Linked DNA regions of Homo sapiens: region 1 is linked to region 2. The links are chromatin contacts, found by Hi-C or POLR2A ChIA-PET in ENCODE. All regions are on one chromosome and are shown on one strand. Each heading gives the region's core, a stretch centred on a gene start or an enhancer-like site at or near the end of the contact. The rest is flanking DNA. Distances are from core to core; before and after follow the strand shown. Region 1 overlaps GALK2 (galactokinase 2). Region 2 holds the start of SECISBP2L (SECIS binding protein 2 like).

Region 1 (4,474 bases), core at 1,182-3,681, 190 kb after region 2:
CTATAAAGAAATACCTGAGACTGAGTGATTTATAAGGAAAAGAGGTTTAATTGACTCACAATTCTACAGGTGTACAGGAAGCATGGCTAGGGAGGCCTCAGGAAACTTACAAGCATGGTGGAAGGCAAAGGGGAAGCAGGCATGTCTACATGGCCAGAGCCAGGAGGAAGAGAGAGAGGTGGGAAGTGCCACAGACTTTTTAAATAACCAGATCTAGTGAGAGCTCTATCATGAAAACAATACCAAAGGGGGAAATCCACCCCCATGATCCAGTCACCTCCCACCAGGTCCCACCTCCAACACTGGGGAATCACAACTTGGCATGAGATTTGGGCAGGGATGCAAATCCAAATTATATCACAGTTCTTTCTGGAACGTTGCTCATGTAGCTTCCTACATATGTGCAACTATCCTCCTCTTTTTCTCCTCATACCTGCCTACCCCCTCTGTTCATATTCCCCTCTCAAAATCTCTTTCTGTTTTTCTTTTCTTAGTGACTTTCAAGATGTCCTTTTAACTAGGAATAGAACCTGTCAGATATGCTAACATAACTGTATCTGCTTTCAAATTGTGTGACCTCTTGTTGATGGTGAGCAACATATTTTCAACTTCTGTGAGTGACAGTAGAGTAAAATTCTGATGAGCTGAAGTCAGACTACGCATTTTTGGAAAGCAGCTAAACCTCTTTGAGCCTCCAGGAAGACGTCCTCTCTCTATCAAATGCGGACTTTTAGAAATAATACTCTCTCAGCCACGTATGCCACCCAGTATTATTATCACGTGCCATTACTGTTTGGTAGTTATTTATGTTCATGTCATCTTGGCTAGATTGTGAACTTTTAAAAGGCAAGCCTTCTGCCTTTTACCTTTATATTCCCATGCATGCTTTGTATGCTTAAGTGGTTAGCCACTTAATATATTTTAAAAGAGATAATGTATCCATGTTATTGAGTTAAAATAATCCATGGAAGGCATCTATTACAATGATTGGCATATAGTAGATATTTAGTCAGTTATATTAGAGCACTCAGTCAATATGGGGAATTTTGCTTCATTTCCTCCTCTTTAATTGATTCTCCCATTTCACATACATTGTCCTTCGGCTGATTTTAGGAGCCTATTTATTTATCTGCCTATTTTTCATTTTGAAGTATTTTTTTTGACTTTCAAAGAAGACACAAGAATAGCATAAGGAAATCCCACATTCCATGGATGTATGCTTAGTATATTGTATCAAGGAGGCACAAAACATCCCTTTACTGGTGGTGTTAATTTTGATCATTTGATTAAGGTGGCATCTGTCAGATCTTTCTACCATAAAGATGCTATATTTCATGCTGTTAATAGAGAAAAACCCTAGGCTGGGTAATTATAAAGGAAAGAGGTTTAATTGACTCACAGTTCCATATGGCGGGGGAAGCCTCACAATCATGGCAGAAAGCAAATGAGGAGCAAAGTCACATCTTACATGGCAGCGGGCAAAGAGAGCATGTGCAGGGGAACTCCCCTTTGTAAAACCAGCGGATCCCATGAGACTTATTCACTATCATGACAAAAGCACAAGAAAGATCCACCCCCCATGATTCAGTTACCTACCATCAGGTCCCTCCCACAACGTGTGAGAATTATGGGAGCTACAATTCAAGATGAGATTTGAGTGGGGACACAGCCAAACCATATCAGATACTTTTTTTTTTTTTTGAGACGGAATCTTGCTCTGTCGCCCAGGCTGGGGTGCAGTGGCACGATCTCAGCTCACTGCAACCTCTACCTCCCGGGTTCAAGCGATTCTTCTGCCTCAGCCTCCTGAGTAGCTGGGACTACAGGCTCCCACCACCACACCCAGATAATTTTTGTGTTTTTAGTAGAGACAGGGTTTCACCATATTGGCCAGGCTTGTCTCGAACTCCTGAACTTGTGATCCGCCTGCCTTGGCCTCCCAAAGTGCTGAGATTAGAGGTGTGAGCTGCTGCGCCTGGCCCAGATACTATGTTTTTCCATTGTAGTTCATAAGTGTCTGGTGGGGAAATACTGTAAATATCTTGCTTCTCATCACATTTTTACTAAGTTTAGCCCAGTTTAGCCAGTTTATTAAGTTTAACAGTCCATTGATGATTGTTTCCTGAAACAAATTATCATACAGTTTACCATGTAGTGACTTTTCTATTCACATCATTCCTTCTATATCTATTAGTTAGCATTTTACCATAATAAAGAGTTTTTCTTTCCTCTTCATTTAGCTTTGTATTCATTTGTTAACTTACATTAGTATAGACTCATGGAATCTTATTTTGTTAAATTGATTATGCATCAAAATCATCATTTTGTTTATTTGTTTTTTTTTCTTAAATTGTGCAGATGGTAAAATTGGATGGGTGGCAGAGATGGCTTTGAGTACTCTTGTTTCAGTTTGGGGGTGTGCCAAACAGCAGGCCCAGAGGATAAGCATTCATGTGGTTTACACCAGTTTAACAAGGACCAACATGAAAGAGAAAATAGTTGTAGATTACTCTGAAATATATTGTTTCCTCTGTGTTTCAGGAAATAAAAAGGGTCAGTTGGAGGTAGTTTAGTCACTAAGGCCACTGCAACTTCCTCTCTTAACTCTTAGCAGCTGGAGATGTTTTGCTGTAGACACACAGTTTGAACATAAAAGGTAAAGGAGAGTCAGTATCGCTGTGTTGGCACAAGATGGCAGCAGTCATCCATTGATTTTGCAGCTCAAGGCCTACAGATTTTAAATTAATGGTGTCTTTTGTCTTCGCAGGGACTTCAGTACTAGTGCTAATAACATCCAGATTGATAAAACCAAGCCTTTGTGGCACAACTATTTCTTATGTGGACTTAAAGGAATTCAGGTAAATTGGTTTATAAGGCACTTACTACCAGTTGAGATTATCATGTGTATTCTGTCAGATTTATTTTATTTACTACATCTTTTTCATCTCCTTACAGTACTAACCGATGCTTCTGTTCTATTTTGCTAGTTTGTGTTTCAGAGAGTGGGGAAGATATGACTGTTTTGGGGTGGTGTTCACAGGGGGCAGTAGTGGTTTTTATACAGCTGGCTGTTCATAAATAGGTGCATCTGACAAACATCTGTCTGGTTTTAAAATCTTTGTTTAAACATACTTTTGAGGATATGTTTTAATACTATTATTTACATTTATACTTGGGATGTATAGGGGTATACTGTAATAGGATTTAGAGTCAGCCCAGGTTTGAATCTGGGCTCTTCTCAGCTGTGGTAATTTAACCTCTTAAGTCTCAGATTTATCCATAAAATGATGTCATTGCTATCCTGACAAAGAGTTGTTAAAAGAATTACATAAAGCTTGATGGTAGCCATTTAATAAATGGTAGCTAGTATTGTTATTGCTACTTCAGATGGGATTAAAAAAAGATATAATGAAATGTATTAGTATAAGTATTTTCCAAGAAACATTGAATAATTACTTTGAAAATCTCTAATGTTACATACAAGAACAAGAAAATAAAATGTTTTCACTCTCATAATTGAAAAAGTATCAAGGACCAAAAGAAAATTGATATTTGCTGTTTTTAGAGCCACTTTTATATTGCAATAATTATTTTAGATGTAGTGACTTGCATAGAATCATAGTAGGACAATAAGAAGTAAATTTTGCCTTTGTGAGCTAAAAGTAAACAAACAAACTGACCCATGTTTTAGAGAGCTTGTGTTCCTTACTGCCTGGCAGTCCTATCTGAAACTTTGTAATGAGCAGCTAGGACTTAGTGGCACATCCATTACAGAAATACATCAAATTTATTTCTAATGTGTAGTCCTATACTGTAACAGTGGTGGTTTTTGTTCTTAAAGTTAATGAATTCATTTCTTTCTTTCTTTTGTGTTTTCCTTTCTCTCAGACACATGGTAATAACTTACAGGAAAAGTTATTGGCAGGTTTTAAATCTTCAAATCATCTGGCTTATCATATGCATTAGTGGGAATTACAGTATTTGGAAGCATTTGCCTGGCAAATGCAATTTTAATCTTCCTTGTAACAACATGCCTTTTTGCAGCATATGGGTAAAGTGGCCTAAATAATGCATGTTGCTTTGTGTTATTTTTGAGCATTTCAGGTTTTAAAGCCTTCCTGTTTGGTTTGACAATTTATGTGCAAAAGCAAACTTATACAATGAACTTTTGGCAGAAAGGTAATTTAAATGCTAGCCTGTTCAGAAACTTTCAAATTCAAATACTAGAAAGTTTCAGAGAATAATTCACTTATATTACATTGAACATGTTATCCTTTTGGCATAGAGCTATTACAGAATGTGGCATATACCCATTTGCATTTTGAATTTGTTATACATTTTCATTTAAACATTGCATAATACGTTGTTTTTTGTTTTTGTTTTTTTGTTTTTGTTTTTGTTTTTGTTTTTTGAGACGGAGTCTTGCTCTGTCGCCCAGGCTGGAGTGTAGTGGCGTGATCTCGGCTCACTGCAA
Region 2 (4,045 bases), core at 924-3,423:
CCAAATATCCTGGAAAAGCCATTACATGACTCTATGGCATAAAGAATCAAGAATTCCACAAAATTGAGAAATCTCAGTTCCCAATCTACTATTAAGTTAATGGTTCTTAGCCGTCCTTTGAGAATACGATGAAAATAATGGATTCTTGCCCTAGAAAAAGGCATATAAAGAAGCATACTCCTTCTAGGTCATTCATGGACCCCTGAATTAACTGCCTATCGCATAAATGAGGTGAAGACATCACTTTTCTATATATATTTTCTGAGTGTATAGGGAAGTGGAGGATTTTCAAATTATTCTTTCATTTAGGGTTAGGCTGGGGAAGAGGCAAGAAGTACTGGAAGAAAAAAAAGTCAACAGAAAACCTTCTTCCATGTTTTTTTCCTAGTTCTTAAATTTCTACAAGGTTTTAATAGGTCGTGGACTTTGGAAAGATGTGGAAAGGGGAAAAGGCTCTCTAGTTTAAATAATTTGCTCACAGCACTTGCTGCTAGGATAATCACAAACAGCTATGCTAAAAATTACCATCTAAATAGTTAATTATATTTCCTCTAGGATGAAAGGAACTCTAAGTATACATAAGGTAGCATTACTGGTTTTAGTCCTGGCATCCTAGTGAAGGAACAAAATGTTGAACCCTTTCATTAGTAACACACATACAAGGAAATGATTCAAGGAAAATTCGTATTCATTTGTCAGGCTTTGAAATCTCAGGTATTTATGATAGATACCTTCAAAAATGTTTTTAAATTAAACTAGATACAGGCTGTATACAGAATACTTCTGGGTCACATAAATGCCTAAGTGTATTTGCCAAGAGACTCTGTATCAATTTCTCTTTGGTAATTCCATGTATTGTTTTATAAAACTCATTTGTGTCTTCAGAGTTACATTCACATAAAGCTTTTTTTTAAAAAAAAAAGTCTTCTGTAAAAACAAGTATACACAACTAGGAAGCTGTGCTTTGCCTGCTAAGAGTCCGATTTCAAAATACAAACCGGCTTCAACTACATATAGACACATACAGGAATTTGGGAAATCTTATCTCATTAATTCAGGTGCTAATTATCCAACTGTAAAATTAATAGGCAGAAATTACTAGCCTCTCTTCTTCCGTCATCTAGTCATCAATGGGCAAGGCCTTCGAAGAAGGGAATAGAGAGTGAATAAACTTGGACTTCAAATTAAGTCGTTTCGCAGAGATCTTAAGAGTGGAAAATACTGGGGGGGAAACTATTGTTTTCGATTACTTTTAACACTGTTATCATCCCTGCCTGCTACCACCTACTAGCATGCATAATCAGGAATTTGATGCAAATAAAAATAAAACAGAACACTAATAGGACTACTTTGCGAATATGAAAACGGGTTCGAAAATAAGCTTATGCTTTACACCCTTAAAATAGAGCTAGCTTTAAAAAAAAACCCACTAATTACAATTCTTTGCAAAATAACTGGATAAAAGGACAAGGGGAAATCGTAGTATCGTTTCTTAAAAGAAACACCTCCGTAAAACCACTGCAAAAACAATGCTTCGCTCCATTGAACACAGACCTAAAAGGCCCGTGACTTCCCTTCATCTGTAGTTACCACACATTCTCTTACAGTCTTTCTGGGTGAGAAGCCTTCAAACGCCTTTCCACCTTGAAAACACATTCCAGAGCTGAAGGGAATGGGGGAAGCGGGGAGACTACTAGAAGTTATAAGCCCTCCTCCCAGGAGAGCAGGGACAACTTGGAGCCTTCTGACCCCTTCACCAAGCAGGGGAGAAGCGGCAACGGCGAGCCCTCCGCCTGGGAAGTAATCAGGGTTGGAAAAGCCCCCAAGTCCCAGGCAGCAGCTGGAACAATGAAGGAGAGCTGGGAGCTGCCAGGCTCCCAGGTGAGGGGGTCTGCGGCCGCAGGACCGGCCCCCGGTCCCCACGTTCGGAGAACTGGGCCTGGCCTGTGAGGAAGCGGCGACCCCAACCCCCGGCTCGGCGGGCCCAGCCCAAACCCGCGTACCTGCTCCGTGGGGGCTCGGTCCATGGTGCCTGCAGCCGCAACGGGCCCGCGCTAGTCGGTGTAAACAGCGCCTCGGGCCGCTTTCTCCATGGCCCCCCGCTCGGGTCCAGACTGGGTTCCGGACCTCCGCCCCTATCTGGCTGGCCGCGACACCGATTCGGCTACGCCACTGGCCGAGGAGGCGGCTCCAGCTCCGGGAGATGGAGGAGGCGGTGGCAGCTTCGGGGAGGGATCATCTGGGACGGAAGCCGAGGAGGGCCCGAATGGGCTGGAGGCGTAGTTAGAAATGGAGGCGCACGGAAGGAAAAGGAGTGGGGAGGAGGCAGAGAGGGGCAGTGGGCGGAGTGACAGCAAATGGCCTCAGCAAGGGTAGGAGGAACCCGGCCTGGCCTGGAGGCTAAGGCCAGGTGGAGGCGCCCAGGAGCAGGTGCCCCGAACCACACGCCACCCCTGCGACTGTTAAACGAGAAGTGTCAGACCACTTGGGACCCAGGTCTCCCGGGACTTCAAAGACCTCTTCAGGATCTGAAACCACCTCTTAGTGATGTTGGAAAAGCTTTCATCTGCCCACCGTACATCTGCTCCTTCCTTATGTTACGCAAATAAAGGGAGTCATGACTATAAAGGAATGAGAATATTCTGAAAATAATGGAGTCTTGCCCTAGAAAAATGCATATGTAAAACGCATACACAGAATGACTGGAAGAGGCCCGCTAGGAAGCTCCCCACAAATATTTATTGAGAGTTAATTCATTATCCAGGTTCATGCCCACTTCTAGGCTCACATCCAGGCTGACCTCGCCCATCTCAGAAATCCTAATTTTATGCAGGATCTGTATAACACCACCCAACGGGTAATTATTTTATCTTCAGATCCTTAGCTCCTTAAGGGCAGAGACTGTCTTGAAACTGGGCACTACCGTTAGCATGGCAAATTTCTTCTGGGCATCTCCTCAGACACACCCTCCAACACCCACACCCTCTGTGAAGATTCAACCAACTGCGGATAGAAATATTTTGAGGAAAAAAGAAATATCAAGTACAACAATAAAATACAAGTAATACAGTTTAACAACTGCTTATACAGCATTTACATTGTATTAGGTATTATAAGTAATCTAGAGATGATTTAAAGTATATCGGAGGATATGCATGGATTGTATGCAAATACTACACCATTTTATATAAGGATCTTTAGCACTCATGGATTTTGGTATCAGCAGGGATCCTGGAGCCAATATCCCCCCTGGGATACTTAGGGACAACTGTATAAGCTAAATTACACTTAAGTGAAGGTAGAGTTGAGGTGGCTGCTGTTTGGGGCACTGGTGTGGAGATCCACAGCTAGGAATGGGAAAGAGATTTTAAGAAATTTGCTTTGTCATGCTTCAGGAGATATCAGTAAAGACTAATTGCCTTTTCAGTTAGTCTAGGTTATTAGTCTGGTTATTAGACTCCAATATGAGGCTTGTTATGTGAAGGCCCCTTGCTGTACTTATGTTGATACAGGTTGGGTATCTCTAATGGAAACTATGAAATTCCAAACCCTCTTGAATCCCAAATGTTCCAAAATTAGAAACTTTCTGAGCACAGACATGACATTTAAGGATAATGTTCGCTGGAACATTTCAGATTTTGGACTTCCAGTTTAGAGATGCTCAACCAGTAAGTATAATGCAAATCTTCCAAAATCCAAAATCTGAAACACTTATGGTTTCAAGTATGTCAAAATAAGGGACATTCAACCTGTATTATATATTGGCCTGCTGAAAGGAGCTATATTGTGTCAGCAAGACTTATATCAAGGCTGGCAATAGAAACATCTTGAAAGGAGAAACATTTATATTTACACATTTATATTTACATTTAAATATATTTATTTAATTTTAGTAAATTTTCTGCCACCTCAAATTTAATATCAATGCATGTGTATTTGAACTGCAAATTTATGTAACATTTGTAAATATATGTGCAATTAACGTAATGTTAGGTCCCTGGTGCCTATCACACACCTAGCTGGGATTCAGTGAATGCTGAATGAA

The links. A loop is a pair of places that touch in the nucleus more often than their neighbours do. ChIA-PET counts read pairs that join two places held with the same protein, here RNA polymerase II (POLR2A). Pooled maps may share reads with other maps.
Region 1: a loop to region 2 is called in a pooled map, with 4 times the contacts of the local background. The contact joins the enhancer-like site here to the promoter of SECISBP2L in region 2. A Hi-C loop is called at or near these places in 3 of 168 maps with a recorded cell type or tissue (Caco-2, IMR-90 and endothelial cell of umbilical vein), 5 of 37 single-sample maps with no recorded cell type and 6 of 50 pooled maps. POLR2A ChIA-PET finds 5 or more read pairs at or near these places in 1 of 52 experiments (WTC11).

The regions. Positions count from the first base shown.
Region 1 is chr15:49,233,084-49,237,557 of GRCh38, forward strand. It overlaps GALK2 (galactokinase 2), which reads left to right. Exons shown (of 10, transcript NM_002044.4): 4 at 2,768-2,858. Among named protein-coding and RNA genes, the nearest start is that of GALK2, 65 kb to the left of the region's middle. Within about 2 kb of position 2,432, at least 6 of the 41 ENCODE cell types and tissues checked have a DNase peak (open chromatin) inside an H3K27ac peak, as active enhancers do.
Region 2 is chr15:49,044,273-49,048,317 of GRCh38, forward strand. SECISBP2L (SECIS binding protein 2 like) reads right to left here and starts at 2,174. Exons shown (of 18, transcript NM_001193489.2): 1 at 2,004-2,174. The coding sequence starts at 2,027. RefSeq lists enhancers at 1,631-1,770, 2,061-2,410, 2,511-2,640.